Regions from separate parts of the Homo sapiens genome. Here region 2 is linked to region 1. A link is a loop called in an ENCODE intact Hi-C map of the cell type or tissue named here. Cell type or tissue: CD4-positive, alpha-beta T cell. All regions are shown on one strand. Each heading gives the region's core, and the rest is flanking DNA. Links, peaks and the distances in the headings are about the cores only.

Region 1 (15,238 bases), core at 118-8,117:
CTGGCTCCTAGGAAGGCACAGCAGCAGGCCCTGAGACGGCTCCTCTGGGGCCCCTCCACCCTCCCAGGCCTCTGCATTTCACCTGTGCCCACACTTCTGTCTCCTGCCTTCACCTTTTGACCCACTACTAACGATTCTCCACCCAGCAGACAAAGTGATCTCTTAAAAATATCTGTTGGCTGGGCACGGTGGCTCACGCCTGTAATCCCAGCACTTTAGGAAGCCGAGGCGGGTGGATCACCTGAGGTCGGGAGTTCGAGACCAGCCTGACCAACATGGAGAAACCCCATCTCTACTAAAAATACAAAATTAGCCAGGTGTAGTGGTGCATCCCTGTAATCCCAGCTACTTGGGAGTCTGAGGCTGGAGAATCACTTGAACCTGGGAGGCGGTGGTTGCAGTGAGCCGAGATCGCACCATTGCACTCCAGCCTGGGCAACAAGAGAAAAACTCTGTCTCAAAAAACAAAAAATCTGTTAGGCTGCACACGGCGATTCACTCCTGTATTCCCAGTGCTTTGGGAGGCTGAGGTGAGAGGATGCCTGAGGCCAGGAATTCAGACCAGCCTGGGCAACATAGTGAGACCCCAGCTCTAAAGATTTGTTTTTGTTTTTTTTTTTTTTTTTTTTTTTTTTTTTTTTTTTTTTTTGAGACGGAGTCTCGCTCTGTCGCCCAGGCTAGAGTGCAGTGGTACCATCTCCGCTCACTGCAACCTCCGCCTCCCGGGTTCCAGGGATTCTCCTGCCTCAGCCTCCCTAGTAGCTGGAACTACAGGTGTGTGCTGCCATGCCCAGCTAATTTTTTTTTATTTAATAGAGACAAGATTTCACCATGTTGGCCAGGCTGGTCTCAAACTCCTGACCTCAGGTGATCCACCCGCCTCAGCCTCCCAAAGTGCTGGGATTACAGGTGTGAACCACCACACCTGGCCAACAATATTTGTTTTAATTAGCCAGGCGTGGTAGCATTTGTCCTAGCAATTTGGGAGGTTGAGGTGGGAGAATCACTTCAGCCCACTAGGTCGAGGCTGTAGTGAGCTATAATTGTACCACTGCACTCCAGCCTCGGGGACAGAGTGAGACCCTGTCTGCAAATAAACAAATAAAACATCAGGCTGGGCTTGAGCATCTATTCCTGCTCAAAATTTCGCAGGCTTCTCAGAAGAAAATCCAAACCCCTTACAGTGACCCAGTTTGCCCTTGAGGCCTCCACCCACACCCCCTTCCCCCCAGTCTTAGGGGGTGGCCTGGCTGTTCCCTTCAACGGCAACGCTCTGCCTCCATTGTTGGCCTCCTCTGCAGGGAGGGACTGTCTGAGCACCTGCCCGTGTCTGTGCAGCATGGCACACTGACGTCAGGCCCACGTGCATGCCCAGGTGGCCAGTCACACGCCAGGTGCTCCCTCAGTGTTGGCCAAGTGAGAGGAGCACACCTTCCGGGCGTTCAGACACCTCCCCGTGGCAGACACCGTTCGTTGCTACCAAACAGCCACCTCCTTCCTAATGGGCTCCCATTTTTCAGTGCTGGGCAAAGGTCCCTTGATCTTGGAGTTGCAGCCTCTTTCTCTCCAAGGAGGGCGGTGACCAGCCTGAGCCAGTCAATCCAGTGATTGGTTCAGGAGTAGCCTGTGACCAGGAGTCCTGGTAGTGAACGACTGGGGCAGCCCTGGGGGTGAGGACCTTGCGCAGCCGTCACAGGCCCTGATTGGACACTGGGCAGCTGCTAACCCAGTGTCTCCAGCTGCCTACCTGGAGAGCTCCAAGCGTAAGAAAATAAACCCTGCCTGTTGAAGCCACTGCTAGTGAGGGTTCTGTTATTTGCAGCCAAAAGCCTTGCTGGAATGTGGCCTATGAATGGTTGTGTGGCGGGCACATGTGCCTGCGTGAGCCTGTGGTGTCAGACAGTGTGCTGAGGACTCTCCACGCAACCGTTTCATCCCTTTTCATCTGGTTTGAGGGCTGCATTGACCACACCCCAAATCCTGCTGTGTTTGGAATCACCCCCATAAGGTGGTGGTTTCCTTGGGGTGCCCAGCAGCCCCTGATGCTGGCATAAGGGGGGCCCTTGTGCACTTGTGGTCCGAGTGGAGGTGCTGGCCCCAGGTGGCGCTGTAGAAAGTGAAGCAGAGGTTCCTCTTCAGACTTTCCTCCCCATCTAGGAGTAAATAGTAACTTCTCTTAAAAGCAAAATTTATTCAAAGACCTGTACTAACATTCTTAAATAACTGCTAGCCGAATAAAGAACTCAATGTCCTTTATGTTCTTAGCTCCCACAATTTAGCCTAAATATCTGCCCTGGCATGCTTAAACTGGCCCAAGCAAGCATTACGTCACAGCCTGTTCCTCTTCCTTATTTGAAGGTGTTTTTACCTTTCTCATCATTCCACAAGTTACTTCCTCCTTCCTTTGTTCTCCTCTCTCTTTTCCTCTTTTAAAAAGTGCTAAGTTGCTAGCCAATCGGGACAAATACAGAACGTGAGGTCCCGTTCCAGCCGATGGAAACCGGACACGGCAGTAAGGTGGACGCATCAGGTTACAAATGACCCTGTCCCCTTTTGTTCGGTGTACTCTCACGGCAAAACTGCTGGCGAGTGTACCCTTTCTGCAGAAAGTATAAAAGAAAATTAAATTTATGTTCAAGTGCTGTTTCTTTACGGCACCGAGGAACAAGCATTTCAAACAGCGCTGTGGTTCAAGATGAGGGCAGAGAGGAACTGAACTGGAGGCATGATTCCAGTATCACACGAAAGACCAAACCCTCTAGCAAGAACTAAATGAATACTAACACCCAACCACAGTCTTCAGGCACCTCCTCCAGCTCTGCTGCTCCACTTCCTCTCACTTGGGTAGTGTGCATAACTGAGTTAATCCCACCCGTGTTTATGCATCAGCACCGTGCAGTGCTGGGCATGGGGTTGTCAGAGGAGACCCACTCTGCACTCACCGGGCTTACAGTCTAGCAAAGGAGATGAGCTTAATCCCGGGATGTCAGATGCACCTGAAATTTTCAGTGTGATTGAAGTCACTGCCTCTGGTAGGGTGGGGTGTGTGGAGTTGCCTGACCAGGGACACCAGAGAACCTGTGGGTGCTACAAATCTTCCAAATCTTAAGGGGTCATAACATGATGCATGCATATGTATAAAGCGATCAACCCACACTCGCAAGCTGTGCACACTTTATGACGTCATTGCGTATTTTCTATTTCAGTAACAATCTAACCATAATAAACGCTACAAACGAAGGGTACCTGGTCTTACAAGAACATAACCAAGAGGTGGGGGTGGAAAGATAAATGAGCTCTGAGGAGGGTGTTCAAATGCACTCTGCACCCAAGGATTTTTCCACTCCCCCATTCCGCTTTTGGTTTTGCTCTGATTTGTTTGTGTTCAGAAATGCTTTTCACCAGTTAGCTGTTTGAGCCGGATGCACCCTCCTCACACAGGCATGTACACGTATGCGTATGTGCACATGTGTATGCATACAGAAATACGCACGCATGCACACTCACATTCACGTGCACGGAGGCACATACACATGCATCCGGGGATACGTGCCCCCCGGGGACGTGCGCACGTGAACACACAAGGACTCACCCGTGCACACAAGCATGCATATACGTGCATATTTGCAGTGACATACACACTGTTACTGTTGATTTACAAAACAGCCCCTTTCCTGTGAGCCTAAGATAATCTATTCACCAGGCTGGCAGCCATCCATTCCCACAGAGCAGCTTCCTCAGGGAGCTCAGTGTCCTCTCGAAGGGGCTAAGAGTGTTTTGAAATGGACAGAACAAACAAACAAGTTGATTCTGTGGTTTCCCCTCAGGTGCGTTAGGAAGGAAGAGGGGATATCCGGCGCCCAAGTGATTGCGTGAACGACAGGGTAAGAGGGGGCTCCTGCAGGGAAACTCCCCTCCCCTCCCTGTGGCCCCTCCTTGGCTGTGTGCTCGTCTGTCCCCCAAGTGACCAGAAGGGGGAGCCCAGGGAACGTTTCAATGGAACAATGTTTAAATTCACCTCTGAATTTTTTTTTTTTTTTTTTGAGACGGAGTTTCGCTCTTGTTGCCCAGGCTGCAGTGCAATGGCGCGATCTCAGCTCACCGCAACCTCCGCCTCCCAGGTTCAAGTGATTCTCCTGCCTCAGCCTCCCGAGCAGCTGGGATGACAGGCATGTGCCGCCACACCCGGCTAATTTTGTATTTTTTAGTGGAGACGGGGTTTCTCCATGTTGGTCAGGCTGATCTCAAACTCCCGACCTCAGGTGATCCGCCTGCCTCGGCCTCCCAAAGTGCTGCGATTACAGGCGTGAGCCACTGTGCCTGGCACCTCTGAATATTTTTAATTACGAAAGTAATGCATATTCATTAGAGAAACTCAAGTAATGCCCGCTCATCTCAGTCCCAGGTAGCCAATGCTATCAGTTTAGGGTTTGGGGGGCGGGCACACACCACATTGTTCTCCACATTCATGCAAATTATGTATTTTGGCCCCAGGCGTTGATTCAACTCTAACCTCACCCCCTGCTGCACCCTGGACACTGCCTCTCAGCTGTCTGATGTGTCCCCTCCCTTTTGCAGCCCTGAGCCTGGTGCAGGGGGTCAGTAGTAATGAAGGGGGGAGTGCATTTATTTATGCCCCCTCCAGCCTCCTTGGCTCCTTTGTGTGAAGGCCGAGAGCCTTCCTTGTGGATGCAGCAACATGGTGAAACCCAGTCTCTACTGGAATACAAAAAATTGGCCAAGTGTGGTGGTGTGCGCCTGTAATGCCAGGTACTCAGGAGGCTAAGACAGGAGAGTCACTTGAACCCTGGAGGCGGAGGTTGCAGTGAGCCACGATTGTGCCACTGCACTCCAGCCTGGGCGACAGAGCAAGACTCTGTCTCAAAAAAAAAGAAAGAAAAGAAAAAAAGAAAAACAAAGAAAGAAACTGTGGCAGCCTTATTGCTGTTTAAGGAGAAAGTTTAAGTGGTCTGCATAGAAGATCAAACAAGCCAAAACATTTCCTTAACCCAAAGTCTAATCCAGAGCAAGGCCCTAATTCCCTCTGATTCTGTGAAAGCTGGGAGAGATGAGAAAGCTGCAGGAGAAAAGCTGGAAGGTAGCAGAGGTTGGTTCATATGGTTTAAGGAAAGAAGCTGTCTCCATGATGTAAAAGTGCAAGGTGGGGCAGCAAGTGCTGATGGAGAAGCTGCAGCAAGCTCTCCAGAAGATCCAGCTAAGGTAAGTGATGAGGGTGGCTACAGTAAACAATAGATCTTCAGTGTACGCAATTTTTTTTTTTTTTTTGGAGACGGAGTTTTGCTCTTGTTGCCCAGGCTGGAGTGCAGTGGCGCAATCTCGGCTCACTGCAACCTCCGCCTCCCGGGTTCAAGTGATTCTCCTGTCTCAGCCTCCTGAGTAGCTAGGATTACAGGCATGCGCCACCAGGCCTGGCTAATTTTGTATTTTTTGTAGAGATGGGGTTTCACCATGTTGGCCAGGCAGGACTTGAACTCCTGACCTCAGGTGATCTGCCTGCCTCGGCCTCTCAAAGTGCTGGGATTACAGGTGTGAGCCACCGCACTCGGCACCATCTGTGACTTTCATAGCTAGAGAGAAGTCAATGCCTGGTTTTAAAGCTTCAAAGGACAGTCTGACTCTCTTGTTAGGGGCTAATGCAGCTGGTGGCTTTAAGTTGAATGCTCATTTACCATTCTGAAAATCCCAGGGCCCTTAAGAAAGATGCTAGGCTGGGCATGGTGGCTCACGCCTATAATCCCAGCACTTGGGGAGGCCGAGGCGGGTGGATCACGAGGGCAGGAGATGGAGACCATCCTGGCTAACACGGTGAAACCCCATCTCTACTAAAATTACAAAAAATCAGCTGGGCGCGGTGGCGGGCACCTGTAGTCCCAGCTACTCGGGAGGCTGAGGCAGGAGAATGGCGTGAACCTGGGAGGCGGAGCTTGCAGTGAGCCGAGATCGCGCCACTGCACCCCAGTCTGGGCAACCGAGTGAGACTCTGTCTCAAAAAAAAAAAAAAAAAGAATACTCATGATTCACAGGAAGAGGTCAAAATATCATCATCATTAACAGGGCTTGAAAGAAGTTGATTCCAACTCTCATGGATGACTTTGAGGTGACAAGTCCAGTGGAGGAAGTAACTGCAAATGTGTTGAAAGTATCATAATAGCAAGAGAATTAGAGTTAAACGTGGGCCTGAAGATGTGACTGAATTGCTGCCATCTCACGATAAAACTTGAACAGATGAAGAATTGATTCTTATGGACAAAGAAAGTTTTTTTTAAATTTTCTTGTTTATTTATTTATTTATTTATTTAGGTAGAGATGGGGGTCTCACCATGTTGCACAGGCTGGTCTTGAACTCCTGGGCTCAAGTGATTCTCCTGCCTTGGCCTCCCAAATTGCTGGGATTACAGGCATGAGCCACCGTGCCTGGCTGAAAGTGGTTTCTTGAGATAGAATCTACTCTTGGTGAAGATGCTACGGACATTGTTGAAATGACAACAAGGGATTAGAATATTGCACAGGACCGAGTGTAGTAGCTCAGGCCTGTAATCCCAACACTTTGGGAGGCTGAAGTGGGAGGATCGCTTGAGACCAGGAATTTGAGACCTGCCTGGACAACATAGTGAGACCTCATCTCTCCAAAAAAACGTTGGCTAGGCACCGTGGCACTTGCTTTAGGTCCTGGCTACCCGGGAGGCTAAGGTGGGAGGATCACTTGAACCCAGGATATCGAGGCTGCAGTGAGCCATTATTGTACCACTGCACTCCAGCCTAAGTGACAGAACAAGACCCTGTCTCTTAAAAAAAAAAAAAAAGAATATTACATAAACTTAGTTGATAAAGCAGCAGCAGTGTTTGAGAGGGTTGACTTCAATTTTGAAAGAAGTTCTACTATGAATAAAATGCTATCAAACAGTGTCACATGCTATAGAGAAATATTTCATGAAAGAGTCAGTGTGGCAAACTTCATTGTCTTAATAAATTGCCACAGCTGCTCCAACCTTCAGCAACGACCACCCCGATCAGTCAACAGCCATCAACACTGACGCAGTACCTTCTACCGGCAGAAAGATTATGACTCACTGAAGGTGGAGATGATCACTGGCATTTTTTTAGCAATAAGGTGTTTTCTTTTTTTTTCAAAACAGAGTCTCGCTCTGATGCCCAGGCTGGAGTGCAGTGGCATGATCTTGGCTCACTGCAGCCTCCGCCTCCCGGGTTCAAGCGATTCTCCTGCCTTAGCCTCCAGAGTAGGTGGGACTACAGGTGCGTGCCACCACGCCTGGCTAATTTTTTTTTTTTTAAGACGGAGTCTTGCTCTGTCACCCAGACTGGAGTGCAGTGGCGTGATCTCGGCTCCCCAAGTAGCTGGGACTACAGGTGCCCGCCACCAGGCCCGGCTCATTTTTTGTATTTTTAGTAGAGACGGGGTTTGACCGTGTTAGCCAGGATGGTCTCGATCTCCTGACCTCATGATCCGCCTGCCTCAGCCTCCCAAAGTGCTGGGATTACAGGTGTGAGCCACTGAGCCTGGCCACGCCTGGCTAATTTTTTATATTTTTAGTACAGATGGAGCTTCATCATGTTGGCCAGGATGGTCTCAATCTCCTGACCTCATGATCCGCCTGCCTCAGCCTCCCAAAGTGCTGGGATTACAGGTGTGAGCCACTGAGCCTGGCCACGCCTGGCTAATTTTTTATATTTTTAGTACAGATGGAGCTTCATCATGTTGGCCAGGATGGTCTCAATCTCCTGACCTCGTGATCCCCCCGCCTTGGCTTCCCAAAGTGCTGGGATCACAGGCATGAGCCACCAAGCCCGGCCCTATTTTATTTTATTTCTTTTGAGATGGAGTTTTGCTCTTTTTGCCCAGGCTGGGGTGCAATGGCGCAATCTCGGCTCACTGCAACCTCTGTCTCCCGGGTTCAAGCAATTCTCCTGCCTCAGCCTCCCAAGTAGCTGGGATTACAGGCGCCTGCCACCACATCTGGCTATTTTTTTTTTTTTTTGTATTTTTAGTAGAGATGGGGTTTCACCATGTTGGCCAGGCTGGTCTCAAACTCCTGACTTCAGGTGATCCACCCACCTCGGCCTCCCAAAGCGCTGGGATTACAGTTGTGAGTCATCGTGCCCAGGCTCAATAAGGTATTTTCAAATTAAGGTATATACTTTAAAAGCTATTGCACATTCAATAGACTACAGTATAGTGGAAACATAACTTTTTTTTTTTTTTTGAGACAAGTTCTCACTCTGTCATCCACACTGGAGTGCAGTGGTGTAATTACAGCTCACTGCAGCCTCAACCTCCCAAGCTCAAGCAATTCTCTCACCTCAGCTTCCTGAATAGCTGGGGCTACAGGCACATGCCACCACACCCAGCTAATATATATATATATATATAAAATATGCATGTATTTATATATATTATATACATGTATATCTATATACTACATACGTGTATATCTATAAAATATACAGGTATACAATATATATACAGACCGGGTTTTTTTATGTTGTCCCTGCTAGTCTTAAACTCCTGGGCTCAAGCGATCTGCTTGCGTTGGCCTCCCAAAGTGCTGAGATTACAGGCATGAGCCACCATTCCTGGCCAACATAACTTTTATATACGCTGGAAAACAGAAAATTTGTGTGGCTCACGTTGTTGCAATCTTAGTGTGGTGGTCTAGAACCAAACCTGCAAAATCTCCAAGGTATGCCTGCAGCGACCTCTGCTATTTTGCTTTTATCTTTTGCCTTAAATTCTTCTTGATTCCCCTAACCTCCCTCTGCCTTCAACCCTCAAGTAGAAGGGAGACTGGAAAAAATACACCAAAATATTAGAAACAGTTATCTCTGGGCCATAAAAATACAGTTGATTTTAGCCTTTCTTCTATCATCTGCAGTCTCCAAAATGTCTATGATATGTGTTACTCTTTATAGGGAACGTAATTTTTTTTTTTTTCTTTTAGACAGAGTCTCACTCTGTCTCCCAGGCTGGAGTGCAGTGGTGCGGTCTCCACTCACTGCAAGCTCCGCCTCCCGGGTTCACGCCACTCTCCTGCCTCAGCTTCCCGAGTAGCCGGGACCACAGGTGCCCACCACTATGCCCAGCGAATTTTGTTTTTGTATTTTTAGTAGAGACGGGGTTTCACCGTGTTAGCCAGGATGGTCTCGATCTCCTGACCTGGTGATCCACCCGCCTCGTCCTCCCAAAGTGCTGGGATTACAGGTGCAAGCCATCACGCCCAGCCAGGGAAAGTAATATTTTTAAAAATAGGGAAATCCTACTTTTATAGTGTTTATAAAAATAATAACTTACTCAAGCACTACCCTTGGCCTGTCTGACTGGCAGATTCATTTAAGCCTTATGATAACCTTATGGGGTGGTATTTTTATTGTAGCCAAAATAACTTTTTTGTTTGAGTTTGATTAATTTATCTTAACTTTTTTATCTTTAGTTTTTCTGTGGATATTTCCATTTGCACTTGGAGGTCTCTAATAAGTAGCAAATAATACTTCAAAAAATTAAGACATATTTGCTGCAGGAAAAAAAGGAAGAGAAACACCCTCAGCTCAACTTCAGCAAAAATGAGGTGGTTTTTTTTTTTTTTTTTTTTTTTTTTTTTTTTTTTTTTGAGACGGAGTCTTGCTCTGTCTCCCAGGCTGGAGTGCAGTGGCGCGATCTTGGCTCACTGCAAGCTCCGCCTCCCAGGTTCATGCCATTCTCCTGCCTCAGCCTCCCGAGTAGCTGGAACTACAAGCGCCTGCCACCACACCCGGCTAATTTTTTGTATTTTTAGTAGAGATGGGGTTTGACCGTGTTAGCCAGGATGGTCTCGATCTCCTGACCTCATGATCCGCCTGCCTCAGCCTCCCAAAGTGTTGGGATTACAGGCATGAGCCACTGCGCCCGGCCAAAAATGACTTTTAACATTTTTTGTGTTTCAGCATTTTTCAACATATAGTTTCTAGAATGCTACATATGACCCTGCCTATTTTCTTTCTTTCTCTTTCTTTCTTTCATCTCTCTCTCTCTCTCTCTCTCTCTTTCTCTCTCTCTCTCTCTCTTCTTTTCTTTCATTGTGGTTACAGGGTCTTGCTCTTTCCAGCCAGAGTGTGGTGGCATGATCATGGCTCACTGCAGCCTCAACCTCCTAGGCTCAAGCTATCCTCCTCCCTTACCCACCCAAGTAACTGGGACTACAGGTGTGTGCCACCACACCTAGATAATTTTTGTATTTTTTTTTTTTTTTTTTTGTAGAGATAGAGGTTTCGCTTTGTTGCTCAGGCTGGTCTCGAACTCCCAGACTCAAGGGATCTGCCCACCTTGGCCTCCCAAATTGCTAAGATTACACAGTAGCATGAGCTGCTGTGCCCAGAAATTTATTTCCACTTAATAGCATAACAGAAATTTTCTGTGTAATTACAAACATTGGAACTTTTTTTCACATCTACCCAATATTTCAATTAGGTAAATATACCTTAATCAATTAACCCTATTGGTCAATATTCAGATTACTTTTATGCTTACATTATTTCAAAGAAGAATGCAATAAACACTTTTCTGTAGAACGCGTTTTATTTAGAACGCCATCCTTGGGCTAGATTGGCGGAAGTTGGAGGCGTCATGCAGCGCCTCCTGCCTGGGAGCCAGGCGATCCGCCAGGTTCTGGGAGGACCTAAGGTCAACAGCCACGCCTGCTCTCTGGGCTCACAGTCAGCAGCCGCTACCAGGAGAGCAAGTCCTCAGAAGGCCCGAGACCAGGGCCCGGGAGCGCCCACAAGGACGGGAGGTCACCCAGTGACAAACAGGGAAGGGCAGCAGGTGCGCCCAGGAACCCAGAGGCTCCCAGAGCAGAAGTGGGATGCAGGGGTGGGGGCGGGTCATGCTGAGGTTCAACAGGGACCTGCTTCCTGGTTCAACAGGGAGCTGGCCAGAGAGAGGGATCTGCTGAGGCTTCTGTTTAAAAACCCTGGCCTGGGTGTGGGTGCAAGTGGATTTGCAGGTGCAGTGAGGCAGCGGCCGGAGCAGGCTGTTGCACGAAGACCCAGGAAAGTCAGGGTGGTTTGATCCAGGCAGAAGAGGGGGAAATGGAGCCTGGGGCAGACGTAAAGGTGCTGGGGTGAGGATAAGGGTGACAGGAGGGAGGAGTCTGGGGTGACCAAGGCCTGCAGCTCAGGTGACTGGGAAAAAACATAAAACAGAACACAGATGAATGCAGGGGTCGGGACGAAGGCTCCTGTGAGTCTGAAGTGACTGTGAGTGGCACCCTCTGGCCAGCCACAGTGGCTCTCACAGCTCATTCTGCAGAGCACCGGCCCAGTGATGAGCCGAGGAAGTGCCCCTGGAGGTCAGCTGGATCTGCCCAGTGGTCTGCACAGGGGGCGGCTGCCAGGGGCCTGAGCACAGGGAAACCCTCGAAACTGTGGGAGGGATGAAGCCAGAGAGGTAGACCCCAGAACCGACCAAGCCCAGCATGGGGCGTGGAGGGCGGCCAAGCTCAAGAAGACCATGAGATTGGAGAAGGAGCTGCAGAGAGGTGGAAGGCAGACAGGCGAAGGACTCACGAGCACGTCCAACAGCCGTCCTAAGGGCCGGCTGGAGGGAAAGAGACCTGAAGACACGTTGGGGGGCGGGGCCGGGCAGGGGCGGGGCCAGGCCGGGCAGGGGCGGGACGGGGGCGCCGGAGGGCAGGGCTTGGAGAATTCTCACCTGAGTGGAAGAGCAGAGGGAGGAGGTGGGTGGGTGGCAGCGGTTTCCAGGCAGCAGCTACAGGGGACTGAGGGCCACACCCCGAATGCCCTAGCCCAGGGGGCACAAGTTTCAAACGTACACACCCAGTGGGGCTATCTGCCTCTTTACAGCTTTATCTCAATTAGTAGGAAAGTTTTCTCATAAACGTTCTGCGTTTCCGTCGTGCCACTGGTCTGCGTCCTCGGTCTCTCTGGGGCCTCAGGTCTGTGCGCTGCACACGGGCTGAACCTCTGGATCATGATGCACTTCCTAACACTGGGCAGCTATTTCTCTGCTTGTTGGCTCTGTGAAGACGTGTTTTTTACGGACAGCACTTTCTAATGTTTATGTAGTAAGTTTGTGTATACTTCCCTTAGCTCACTAAGGAACCTTCAACTGTTGTCTTCCTGGTGTTGCACGAATCCTGGGCTCAGACAGAGGGACCCCGGCCATGCTGACCCCTGCCTGGGAGGCGGGCTCACCCAGGAGGGCCTGGGAGGGAACATTGCCGGGCATCTGCAGTCACCTAAGCACATAGTGAAAAAGTCACCTATTTTCTTCTGGCTTTCTCTGGAGAATTTTTTAAATATCCATTTTAAGATCTAAGTAGATTGTTTTTCTTTTCCTTTTTCTGAGACGGAGTCTCCCTCTGTCGCCCAGGCTGGAGTGCAGTGGTGCAATCTTGGCTCACTGCAACCTCCGCCTCCCAGGTTCAAGCGATTCTCATGCCTTAGCCTCCTGAGTAGCTGGGATTACAGGTGTGCGCCAGGACACCTAGCTAATTTTTGTATTTTTTGTGGAGATGGGGTTTCACCATGTTGGCCAAGCTGGTCTCAAACTCCTGACCTCAGGTGATACGCCCCGGCTCGGCCTCCCAAAGTGTTGGGATTACAAGCGTGAGCCACCGTGCCCGGCCAGATTGTTCTTCAAGGAGTTCATGCCCCCACTACACACTGACCTGAGCCGTGCTGGCCCCCAGTCCGTGCACGTGGAAAGGACACCCCATTGCACAGCCTCGGATTCCTCTGTGGCCAATCGAGTGTATCTAGGGAGAATTCCCAAGGGTGCTTCTAGATACGGCACCTCAGATAAGGCCCCAGAGCAGCACCGCAGGGACCCCCGGCACAATTTCGGAAAGAGCTAAAAGGGTGAGATTGCCACAACACTCCCGCCACTGGGGACTCTGTCCCTACCACAATGGGCAGCCCCTGGGCACCTGGCCCCATGTCTTAGCACCCTCTAGAAACAGCCAATGTCACACCAAGCAGAGAGTTTATTGAGGCCATGGGCAGGGCCCAGGAACACAGCACGGGGCGTGCGTGGGGTGGATGCACGCTGGACTGCAGGGGTGCGCTAGCAGCGGCAAGCGGAGGGGTATTGGGGGCCCAGGAGGGCCCCCCCTCCTAGCAGCGTCTAGGGGCTTCAGGTGAGCATCAAGAACCACTCCTAGCCTCCGCAGGGCTCTTTTGGGAACCCCTCCCTGCTTCCCCCTGAGCTCCATGTGGGGTGGGGCTGGGGCGAGGGGGCCCCTCTTGTCCCTGTGGTCAAGGATGGGATGATCCCTTGAGATTCACTATAAAAATTAAAATTCCCTTATAAATCGCAGGGGAGTGGCAGGAGGGCATCACTTGGAAGCCGACATTACCTGTCCCTAGAGCCGCACCTCCTCCACACCCCCGAAGTTCTGACCCCAAAGTGAAGAATAGAGGATAAGGTTTGCAGGCACAGAGAGGGGCAGAGACACCAGGAGAGAGAAAAGGGAGACTGGGAAGGGAAGGAGGAGGACAACACAGAGAAAGAACGGATCTGAGGAAAAGCAGGGGCACGGGGGCTCCACTCCCCCGCAGCCCCAACAGCTGCGCCCTGGGGACCGAGGACGAGAGTTCCCAGCCCGCAGACCCCCACAAGCGTAAGGTCCCATGTCCCCCCAATCCAGTCCTTGCCAAAGCCATGGTGGCCTCTTGAGACATCCTCAGCCCCAGCTGCGCCTGGAGCAGACGGCCAGGAGACAGAGCGGTGGGCAGGCTACTCCAGGTAGATGTCCTCCGTGGGGCAGGCGTACGCCAGGTGCTCTTGGTAGTACTCCAGGAAGGCGCGGCTGGGGAAAGACGGTCCTCCACCAGCCACTCAGGGCCGGTCCTCAACCCCCAAACTGCCTTCCACAGAGCCTCTGAGCTCTCCCTCCTTCCTCCCTCTGCAGCCATCCATAACCCCCCACCCAGGCATGGCCATGTCACCCCCAAGTGTGACCCTCAGCTCTCCTGGCCCAGCAATTCTACCCCTGCCAGAGTGCCTGGGCCATGTGTCTGTGCCTGTTCCCACCCCATGCCCAGCACCCCAAACTGTCACCCACCACTGCCCTCTCTACACAGCACATCTGGTTCTCCTTCCCCAGACCTCCCCTGCCAGGCTCCTGCCCCCACCTGCTCACCTCCGCTCCCCACCTCCGTAACCCTGCACCCATTCTGCACCCACACCCTGGGGCCCCACTCACCCCACACTCTGCGCCACCGGCCTCATGGACTCCTGGGAGACAAAGACGTGGCAGGCGAAGCGGCTCAGCAGGGGGTGTTTGGTGATGAAGCCGAAATAGCTGCGGGCAAGTCAGTGTGGAGGGCACGTCAGAGCCCTGGCCCAGCCTTGGCCACCCCACAAATGATGTAGAGAGAAGAGGCAGGAACAAAGGGCTTGGGGAGAGGGTAAGGGACAGGAGTGTGGGGGTCGCACAATTTCAAGATCTGAAGTTGTCTTTTTTTGGTTTCAGCCCAAGCACAGGGCTGGGCACCTACCAAGAGTTCACGCTCTGAGTTAATTCCATGATGACCAGGGGCGTCCACTCTCCCTTCTCTGAGCCGGTGCTGCTACCCTCTGTGGCCCTATTCAGGGCCTGCCCCAGGACCACAGAGCAAGGCCTCTGCCTGGCTACTGGAGACCATATCTCCTGCCAACTCAGGCCTCCTCCTGCGGGCCTAGCAGACTGACAGCCCCTTGCCCAGCTCCGAGGTGGGGCTGGACGTTACCCCTGGTCTGTAAAACCCTCTTCCGGTCTACCCCTCGCTCCCACTGGAAAGCAGCTCCTTGCGGGGCCTCGCTCATGGAGTCACTGCCCAGCTCCTCCACCCAGACATTAGCAAAAATCAAAAATCGTCGTCCAGAGGGAGAGGCAGGCAGAGTTCTGCAGCAGGACGCTGCCCCACCCCCACCCCTGAAACTGGCCGACCCGTCCATTCCCCCATGGCTTCGGGGCTTTGCGATTCCACCAAATGGGAAGCCACATGATGGTCTGCTTGCCAGGACAGTGTGTGCACGCTGTCCACAGACAGAGCACAGGGCCCGCCTCAAATGCCGCGTTCAAGTCATGATGGTAATAAGCGCCGACCCACAGATCTGGCTTCCTGCATTACTCAGGCACCATCCTCTGCCCTTTCCATTAACTCACAGAAGCCTCACAACAGCCCTCTGAGGTAGGGCCCTGATGGAGAGCTAGGCACAGAG
Region 2 (9,068 bases), core at 697-8,696, 350 kb after region 1:
GGCCAGGGCTCCGGGGGCCCCTTCCAGGCCCCAAGTCCCCTGACCTCCCAGCCTCCCCTCCGTGTTACTCCAGGACAGTGCCGGGGAGCCCCTGTACAAGCTCTTCAAGGCCATCAAACATCAGGTGGAAAAGGGCCCGGTGGATGCGGTACAGAAGAAGGCCAAGTACACTCTCAACGACACGGGGCTGCTGGGGGATGATGTGGAGTACGCACCCCTGGTGAGCTTCTGGGGTGGGGGCCGCCATGGGCGCCTCGGATCTGGGCTAAGGAGCTTGGGCATCCCCTGGCCACAGATGGGACCCACAGGCCAGAGGCCGTCCACCTCCTCTGTGGATTCGAGTTACAGCCTGCTCTAACTCGGCCTCAGGGAGGGGCCTGGGTGCTGGTGGCTGTGGGCTCTGGAGGCTCTAAGTGTGCGGGCCCCGCATCAGCTCTTCCCGGGCGCCCCCACCTCCTGGAGGCCATACAAGGGCCTGGCACACCAGGTGTGTCCAGGGTTCTGTGCATACATGACCAGTGGGTGTGGCAGGAGCCTGTGCATGTGTGAGACGTGTGTATTCTGTGTCTGTACATGTGCTTCCATGAGCTTGCGTGACAGCCTGAGTGAGCGGTTCTGAGCCGTCCCCGTCTTTCTGTCCTGCTGAGCCGGAGCAGGCAGGGGAAGGGCAGAGTGTGGTCATCTGGGAAGCCTCGGGGGCTCGGAGCCGGGCTGGCGGGGGCCTGCTGCCCAAGGGTGCCGCTGTGGTGGGCAAAGCTGGCGGGGCAGGGAGTGGCTCCTGCATGGTGCAGGTAAGAGCAGGGCCTCCCACTGGGCTTCATCCCGGATGTCTCGGCAGACGGTGAGCGTGATCGTGCAGGACGAGGGAGTGGACGCCATCCCGGTGAAGGTCCTCAACTGTGACACCATCTCCCAGGTCAAGGAGAAGATCATTGACCAGGTGTACCGTGGGCAGCCCTGCTCCTGCTGGCCCAGGCCAGACAGCGTGGTCCTGGGTGAGTGCCGGCCCCTGCCCGTCTGCACACAGGCGCCCATGTGCCTGGCCTGTGTCCTGGGGCGGTATCCTGCCTGGCCAGCTTTCTCATATGGGAGTGGTGGGCAGTGGGAGGAACCTGGGTGGCTGGGGCCCAAGCTGGGCTGTCTCTTCCCACAGAGTGGCGTCCGGGCTCCACAGCGCAGATCCTGTCGGACCTGGACCTGACGTCACAGCGGGAGGGCCGGTGGAAGCGCGTCAACACCCTTATGCACTACAATGTGAGCGTGTAGGCCGGGGCGGGCGAGAACTGGGCACCCTGGGGGCACAGCCCACCCTCACCGCCGTGTTCCCCAGGTCCGGGATGGAGCCACCCTCATCCTGTCCAAGGTGGGGGTCTCCCAGCAGCCGGAGGACAGCCAGCAGGACCTGCCTGGGGAGCGTGAGTCCCTCCCTGTTGCCCGTTTCCTTCCAGCCCCTGGTGGTCAGCGTGGACCATGTCTGCCCTGGACACATGCACCCCTGCCCACCCTGCCACCACTGCTCCCTGTGGGACCCAGGCCCCCAGACCTGGGTAGGGGTCCCTCAGTGCCCGCTCCCCACAGGCCATGCCCTCCTGGAGGAGGAGAACCGGGTGTGGCACCTGGTGCGGCCGACCGACGAGGTGGACGAGGGCAAGTCCAAGAGAGGCAGCGTGAAAGAGAAGGAGCGGACGAAGGCCATCACCGAGATCTACCTGACGCGGCTGCTCTCAGTCAAGGTGGGCCCCCATGGGTGTGTGGGCGGCACCAGGCCGCCACGCTGAGACCCTCCCCCCCAGGAGCCGCGCCCACGGCGTCACGCTGAGACCCTCCCCCCCACAGGGCACACTGCAGCAGTTTGTGGACAACTTCTTCCAGAGCGTGCTGGCGCCTGGGCACGCGGTGCCACCTGCAGTCAAGTACTTCTTCGACTTCCTGGACGAGCAGGCAGAGAAGCACAACATCCAGGATGAAGACACCATCCACATCTGGAAGACGAACAGGTGAGGCTCCACACCCACCCCGCGGCCCAGCCCCGGCTCCGCCTCTCACTTGGGAGGCTCCACACCCACCCCGCGGCCCAGCCCCGGCTCTCATTCCCTGCTGCTCTGCCTCAGCTTACCGCTCCGGTTCTGGGTGAACATCCTCAAGAACCCCCACTTCATCTTTGACGTGCATGTCCACGAGGTGGTGGACGCCTCGCTGTCAGTCATCGCGCAGACCTTCATGGATGCCTGCACGCGCACGGAGCATAAGCTGAGCCGCGTGAGTGGGGTGGGGGCAGGTCTGGGGCAGGGAGGCCTGGGTCTGTCCCCAGGAGGCATCTTGTGAGTTGGGACCTTGTCTGGGGTGTGGATTTGAATATCTTGGGCTGGAGCCCTTGATGTAGGAGGTGACGGGTGGCGGAGGCTGGGGGCACAGGGGCCCGGCAGAGCCTGGGAGATCCCGAGAGCCCTTGCCCTCTCTCCTCCTGAGACCTCTCACCACAGCACACGAGCAGAGAAACTGAGTTTTACTACAGATCACAAAATAAGTAGTTTTCTTTTTTTTTTTTTGAGATGGAGTCTCTCTCTGTCGCCCAGGCTGGAGTGCAGTGGCGCGATCTCTGCTCACTGCAACCTCCGCCTTCTAGGTTCAAGCGATTTTCCCGCCGCTGCCTCCTGAGTAGCTGGGACTACAGGCATGTGCCACAACGCACGGCTAGTATTTTTAGTAGAGACGGGGTTTCACCATGTTGGGCAGGCTGGTCTCGAACCCCTGACCTCAGGTGATCTGCCTGCCTCAGCCTCCCAAAGTGCTAGGATTACAGGCCTGAGCCACTGCGCCCGGCCCATAGTTTTCTTGATGAAAGTGTCAGGAGTTCGGGGCAGGGGAAGCTACCCAGGGGTACTCTGAGCAGCCCCAGCCTGGCCCCCTTGGCCAGGCATCACTGGGTTTTGTCCCCAACAGGATTCTCCCAGCAACAAGCTGCTGTACGCCAAGGAGATCTCCACCTACAAGAAGATGGTGGAGGAGTAAGTCTGCCTGCCCTCCAGGCCAGGCCCCCATGCCCACCCTCGACCCCCTGCGGGGAGGTTCAGGCCTTGGTTTCCCCCACCACCCCCTTTGTGGTCCCTGCCGCCCACACTGTATGATGCTCCCACCCCTGCAGTTACTACAAGGGGATCCGGCAGATGGTGCAGGTCAGCGACCAGGACATGAACACACACCTGGCAGAGATTTCCCGGGTAAGGAGACCACCAGGGACGCACCCACAGCCCTCCCCGCTCCCACTACCCCATGCTGAGCCTGGCCCTGAGCTGCAGGGCAGGGGTAATGTGGTGCTGAGGGGGAGAGAGGGTGGGGCGGGACCTCGAGGTGGGCTCGGCCATGTGAAGTGAGCCACAGCTGCGTGTGGGGAGTATGAGCTGCTCCTGCTTGGAGCCAGGCCCTGCCCACAGCGCCCCCTCCCTGCGGCTGCACCCACGGCCGTGCCCACAGCGCCCCCTCCCTGCGGCTGCACCCTCGGCCGTGCCCACAGCGCCCCCTCCCTGCGGCTCCATCCACGGCCGTGTCCACAGCGCCCCCTCCCTGCGGCTGCACCCACGGCCGTGCCCACAGCGCCCCCTCCCTGCGGCTCCACCCACAGCCCTGCTCACAGCACCCGTCCCTGTGGGTCCATCCACAGCCGTGCGTCACACAGGGAGACACTGAGATGGTTGGATGTGCACAACTCTGCCTGCGTGGGTGTCTGTCTGAGGCTGTGCCACATGGGGGGCCCCAAGTGCCAGCTGTGCCCAAGGCCCCAGCTGCTTCCCCGGGGAGGCCTCGTCCTGGGCGTCCCGTACTACTCCTGCCAGCCCTGGGGCTCCCACAGCCCCTTTTCCACCCTGACTGTCCCGTCACCCCCCAGGCGCACACGGACTCCTTGAACACCCTCGTGGCACTCCACCAGCTCTACCAATACACGCAGAAGTACTATGACGAGGTAGGGTCAGGCCCCCGGGGGCGGGGGCAGGTGGGGTGCTGGGCGGTCCCCCGGTGTGCTCTGATGCGACCCTCCCTCAGATCATCAATGCCTTGGAGGAGGATCCTGCCGCCCAGAAGATGCAGCTGGCCTTCCGCCTGCAGCAGATTGCCGCTGCACTGGAGAACAAGGTCACTGACCTCTGACCTACAATCTCCAGTGCTGCCTTGGGACATAGGTACCTGAGGTACCTGAGAGCCCCTCAGGGGAGGAGGCCGAGTGGCTGTGGCTGAGGCCCCCACCCTCCCCTGGAACGCGCCCCAAGCCGGAGTGGGTGCAGCCGGAACCCGCCCAGCGTCTAGACTGTAGCATCTTCCTCTGAGCAATACCGCCGGGCACCGCACCAGCACCAGCCCCAGCCCCAGCTCCCTCCGGCCGCAGAACCAGCATCGGGTGTTCACTGTCGAGTCTCCAGTGATTTGAAAATGTGCCTTACGCTGCCACGCTGGGGGCAGCTGGCCTCCGCCTCCGCCCACGCACCAGCAGCCGCCTCCATGCCCTAGGTTGGGCCCCTGGGGGATCTGAGGGCCTGTGGCCCCCAGGGCAAGTTCCCAGATCCTATGTCTGTCTGTCCACCACGAGATGGGAGGAGGAGAAAAAGCGGTACGATGCCTTCCTGACCTCACCGGCCTCCCCAAGGGTGCCGGCACTCTGGGTGGACTCACGGCTGCTGGGCCCCACGTCAAAGGTCAAGTGAGACGTAGGTCAAGTCCTACGTCGGGGCCCAGACATCCTGGGGTCCTGGTCTGTCAGACAGGCTGCCCTAGAGCCCCACCCAGTCCGGGGGGACTGGGAGCAGTTCCAAGACCACCCCACCCCTTTTTGTAAATCTTGTTCATTGTAAATCAAATACAGCGTCTTTTTCACTCTGCGGGTTGGCTGAGTGTTCCTCCTGGGGCTGCAGTGCCCCTGTCCACCACCCCTTCCCTGGGCTCTGTGGGTCCTGCTGGGAGGGGAGCTGTGGGGAGGTGGAGGGGGCTGGGAGGGGTGCTGGGGGAGGTGGAAGGGGCTGGGAGGGGTACTGGGGGAGGTGGAGGGGGCTGGGAGGGGTGCTGGGGGGAGGTGGAGGGGGCTGGGAGGGGTGCTGGGGGGAAGTGGAGGGGGCTGGGAGGGGTGCTGGGGGAGGTGGAAGGGGCTGGGAGGGGTACTGGGGGAGGTGGAGGGGGCTGGGAGGGGTGCTGGGGGGAGGTGGAGGGGGCTGGGAGAGGTGCTGAGGGGAGGTGGGGGGGGTGGGAGGTGGGACTGCTTCTGGTGCCATCTGGTGGCTTCTTTCGTGCAACACATTCTTACCAAATGCCCGCTGCACACCACGCATGCACTGTCCTGAGCGCTAGGAACAGCAGCAACCAGGACGGGCAGGGCTCAGAGCCTCCCCTGTGTGCCAAGAATACAGACAGCCCAGGCAGAGGGCATTCGGTGCTCCAGACACAAAGTGAAGGCCCAGCTTCAAATGTGGCTGGATCCAGGCACACATCCTGAGGTTCTGCTGGTCTGGACTGCTAACCCACTCACGAGGATCCATTCTCAGGCAGCCCCAGCCTGTCTCCCCACCTGGGCACGTCATGGCTGGGGTCTCTTGATGGGCAAGGCCTCCATTGATCGAGTCCCCTTTGGACTGGGGCAGCTCTGTAGGGACCAGCCCCACAGGGTCAGTGGGTCTCTCCGTGTGCGGCGACGAGAGAGTGTAGAAATAAAGACAGAAGACAAAGAGATAAGAGAAAAGGCAGCTGGGCCCAGGAGACCACTACTACCAATGCATGGAGACCGGTAGTGGCCCCGAATGTCGGGCTGCGCTGTTATTTATTGGATACAAGGCAGAAGGGGCAGGGTAAAGAATGTGAGTCATCTCCAATGATAGGTAAGGTCACGTGGGTCATGTGTCCACTGGACAGGAGTCCCTTCCCTGCCTGGCAGCCGAGGCAGAGAGAGAGAGGAGACAGAGAGAAAGACAGCTTACGCCATTATTTCTGCATATCAGGGACTATTAGTATTGTCACTAATTTACTACTGCTATCTAGAAGGCAGAGCCAGGTGTACAGGATGGAACATGAAAGTGGACTAGGAGTGTGACCGCTGAAGCACAGCATCACAGGGAGACGTTTAGGCCTCTGGATAACTGCGGGCAAGCCTGACTGATGTCAGGCCCTCCACAAGAGGTGGAGGAGCAGAGTCTTCTCTAAACTCCCCTGGGGAAAGGGAGACCCCCCCCCCTCTTTCCCGGTCTGCTAAGTAGTGGGTGTTGTTCCTTGACACCTTTTGCTACGGCTGGACCACGGCCCGCCTGGTAACGGGCGTCTTCCCAGACGCTGGCGTCACCGCTAGACCAAGGAACCCTCTGGTGGCCCTGTCCGGGCATAACAGAAGGCTCCCACTCTTGTCTTCTGGTCACACCTCACTATGTCCCCTCAGCTCCTATCTCTGTATGGCCTGGTTTTTCCTAGGCTATGATTATTGAGCAAGGATTATTATAATATTGGAATAAAAAGTAATTGCTACAAACTAATGATTAATGATATTCATATATAATCATATCTAAGATCTATATCTGGTATAACTATTCTTGTTTTATATTTTATTATACTGCAACAGCTCGTGTCCTCTCTCTTGCCTCGGTGCCTGGGTGGCTTGCCGCCCACACAGCTCCATTCAAGCCACGATGAAAAACGGGTGGCCATCTCTCCCCCACAAGAGAAAGGGGTACAAGGCCAACTGACATCCCCTGCTCCAAGGATCCCTGAAATGACATTGGGTTCCCCCCTTACCCAGAGACATGGCTGGTCAGGAGATCAGAGCAAGGGGGTGGACCGAAGGCTTAAGTGCTGAGCGGGAGGTCTCAAGTAGGGAGCTGGGAACCTGGAGGCCTGGCTTCCGTACTAGACCCCTGCAGTCCACCTCTTCCCTGTCCCACTGGGCAGTCAGGAAAGAAGGGAAGGGTCAGTGAGACCCCACACACATGAAACTTGGGGCTGGGGAGAGGCTGCAGGCCCAGCAGTCCAGCATCTGGGTGGGGGCAGGCACCGGGTAGAAGCTGGGCATAGCTGCTGGGGTGCATGCGGTGGGCTGGAGTGGTCAGCTGGCGACAGACGAGGGGTGGCCTGTCCTTCCTGGTGCTTTCCAAGTCCCATTTTCCTCCCAGAGTGGTGGGAGGAGAGGTGGCGGGTAGCTTAACAGCCCAAGGCTACATCCTGCTTGCTTCTTACAGGCAGGACAAGTCCCCTGCTAAATCAGCTCCGCGACCACCATCGCCTGGTCTCCCGGTGAGCAAGGCCAGATTTGCCTTTTAGGAAGTTCACTGACTGCAGGAAGAGGCCAGCTGGGAGGGACCAGCAGGACCAGAGAGGAGCTGTCACAGTGACAGCTCCAGTGAGGAGGGGTGGCCAGGACCAGCGGGGGTGGGGTGGGGGCATGAGCACGGAGAAGGGGTGGCCTGCTGTATTCAGGGGCCACAGCGAATCAGCTGGGTAGGAGAGGCGCCTCTGGCCCAGGGCTTCTCACTCCTGCCCTGCCACCGGCCCTTCCTGGCTCCCCTGCCGCTTCCCCTCTGGGCCTGGGACTGTCCTCCACCGGCGGCTCCCTCCAGGGGGGCTTCCCTTGCCCCCGCCGAGCTCTGAAGGTGCCTCTCCTGGAAGATGGCCTCCAGGCCCTGACGCCACCCGAAACTCCTCAGTGATCACTCCCTTGCAGTGCCACGACCCCACACTGTCCCCAGTAGGCACATGGGCGGGACCTCTAATGCCTGGGCAGGCAGGGGGTTCCCGGGGCAGGTCAGCTCAGTGATGAGAGGGGCCCGTTTCCACCGCCCCCCGCCCCCACCCCCACCCCACACGCCCGCCTGACCTGCTGAGCGGCCGGGGCCTGCAGCGAGGCCGCGAGGATTGCGGGCGGACGCCTGGGGGAAGCCTGACACCTCCCCACCTCCATGTCCCCCACCCTAGGGGCGAGAACGGAGCCGCCCAGTCCACGGGGAGGCGCAGGGGCGGGGCCGGTCGCCATGGGAACCCGACTCCCGCCCCGCCCGGCCGCGGCGCAGACAAAGGCCGCTCCCCTCCCCCGGCGGCCGCGGCCGCGGTTCCCACAGCTCCGGGGCTGCGCTCCGGCCTCCTCCTCCTTTAGCTGAAGCTCCATTAACTCTGCACAAAACCTCGGCCCGCCTCGGCCGGGCCCAGTGAAAGGCGCTCCCGGGCGGGGGCCCTCGGGGAGGCTGCCCGTGTCCTCGCCCCAACCCAGCCCGAGCGAGGAGAGGGGCCATCCCCGGGCCCGCGCCAGGCCCCCAGCCGGATGCCGGCTTCCAATGGGGAAACTGAGGCACGGGGCTTGGTCATGCAAAAGGGGCCGGAGCGGCTGGGACTGAGACCCGTTCCTTCGCCGCGGTCCGCATGGGTCCGGTGGCCAGCACCGTGCTGGCTGTTTTAATTTGGTTGCCGATATATAAAAATCAGATTTGACATTAAAACTCGGATTTTAGTGTTTTAAAAAAGGAGTGTTTTGGGCCACTGGGATCCTGATTTCTCACTTCGCTGGAGGGGGTCGCCCAGCCGCGAAGCCTCCCACCACGGCTCTACCAGGGCGGAGGTCGGTGGCCGGTGTTCCAGGGAGCAATGCTCCGCCGAGCCCCGGTCGCTTTCAAGTGGGAATAAAAGTAGCTGTGCGGCCCCGAGCGCGGCAGAGACGCCGAGTGGGGCGCTGCCCCCGTCACCGCCAAGGCAGCCCCCCGCGCCTGCCCGCCCGCGGGGCTGACTTCAAGGACCCTGCACCCAAAGGCGGCTCCTCGGACCTGGGATAGTCAGGGTGGGCTTCCTAGAAGAGGTGGCCGCTAAGGAGGAGGAAAGGTTCTGGGCAGCAAAAAGGATCCGTTTGGGGCCGCTGCTTGTGGGTAGGAAGGCCCCGGGGTGACGCCGCTGTCCCTGGTCCTGACAGTCCAGCGGTCGCGCCTCTCTCAGAGGGGAGGTCAGGGCGAGCCGGGGCAGGAGGCCTGGAAGGTTCCCGGGGCGCACCGCGGACCAAGGCCTGCAGGTCCTGCGCAAGAAAGCCAGGCCGGCCCTGTCCCAACGCCTTTCGGCTTATTTTC

The links. A loop is a pair of places that touch in the nucleus more often than their neighbours do. Peaks named below come from ENCODE experiments on the same cell type or tissue, not always from the same donor. Only the 100,000 strongest peaks of a DNase experiment are listed, where the experiment ranks them.
Region 2: a loop joins it to region 1, with 2.8 times the contacts of the local background. A loop is called at or near these places in 10 of 110 quality-filtered maps.

The regions. Positions count from the first base shown.
Region 1 is chr22:50,609,310-50,624,547 of GRCh38, reverse strand. It overlaps ARSA (arylsulfatase A), which reads left to right. Exons shown (of 8, transcript NM_000487.6): 8 at 1-1,794. MAPK8IP2 (mitogen-activated protein kinase 8 interacting protein 2) reads right to left here. Exons shown (of 12, transcript NM_012324.6): 11 at 14,238-14,336; 12 at 10,570-13,841. The coding sequence ends at 13,769. Among named protein-coding and RNA genes, the nearest start is that of ARSA, 11 kb to the left of the region's middle. RefSeq lists enhancers at 2,070-2,189, 3,793-4,087, 14,537-15,238 and a silencer at 3,855-4,083. In CD4-positive, alpha-beta T cell, for the core only: CTCF peaks have their summits at 1,878, 2,078 (motif pointing right), 3,735 and 3,938 (motif pointing right); DNase peaks (open chromatin) are centred at 2,007, 2,807, 3,457, 3,947 and 1 weaker place; H3K4me3 peaks cover 2,890 bases; H3K27ac peaks cover 2,821 bases.
Region 2 is chr22:50,270,782-50,279,849 of GRCh38, reverse strand. PLXNB2 (plexin B2) reads left to right here. Exons shown (of 37, transcript NM_012401.4): 27 at 74-220; 28 at 839-995; 29 at 1,154-1,254; 30 at 1,331-1,415; 31 at 1,579-1,733; 32 at 1,837-1,997; 33 at 2,112-2,259; 34 at 2,944-3,008; 35 at 3,146-3,221; 36 at 3,887-3,961; 37 at 4,042-4,871. The coding sequence ends at 4,146. Among named protein-coding and RNA genes, the nearest start is that of MAPK11, 4.9 kb to the right of the region's middle. RefSeq lists silencers at 3,476-3,545, 7,781-8,130 and enhancers at 7,093-7,633, 7,634-8,173. In CD4-positive, alpha-beta T cell, for the core only: a CTCF peak has its summit at 5,356; DNase peaks (open chromatin) are centred at 1,875, 3,489, 5,289 and 7,989; H3K4me3 peaks cover 641 bases.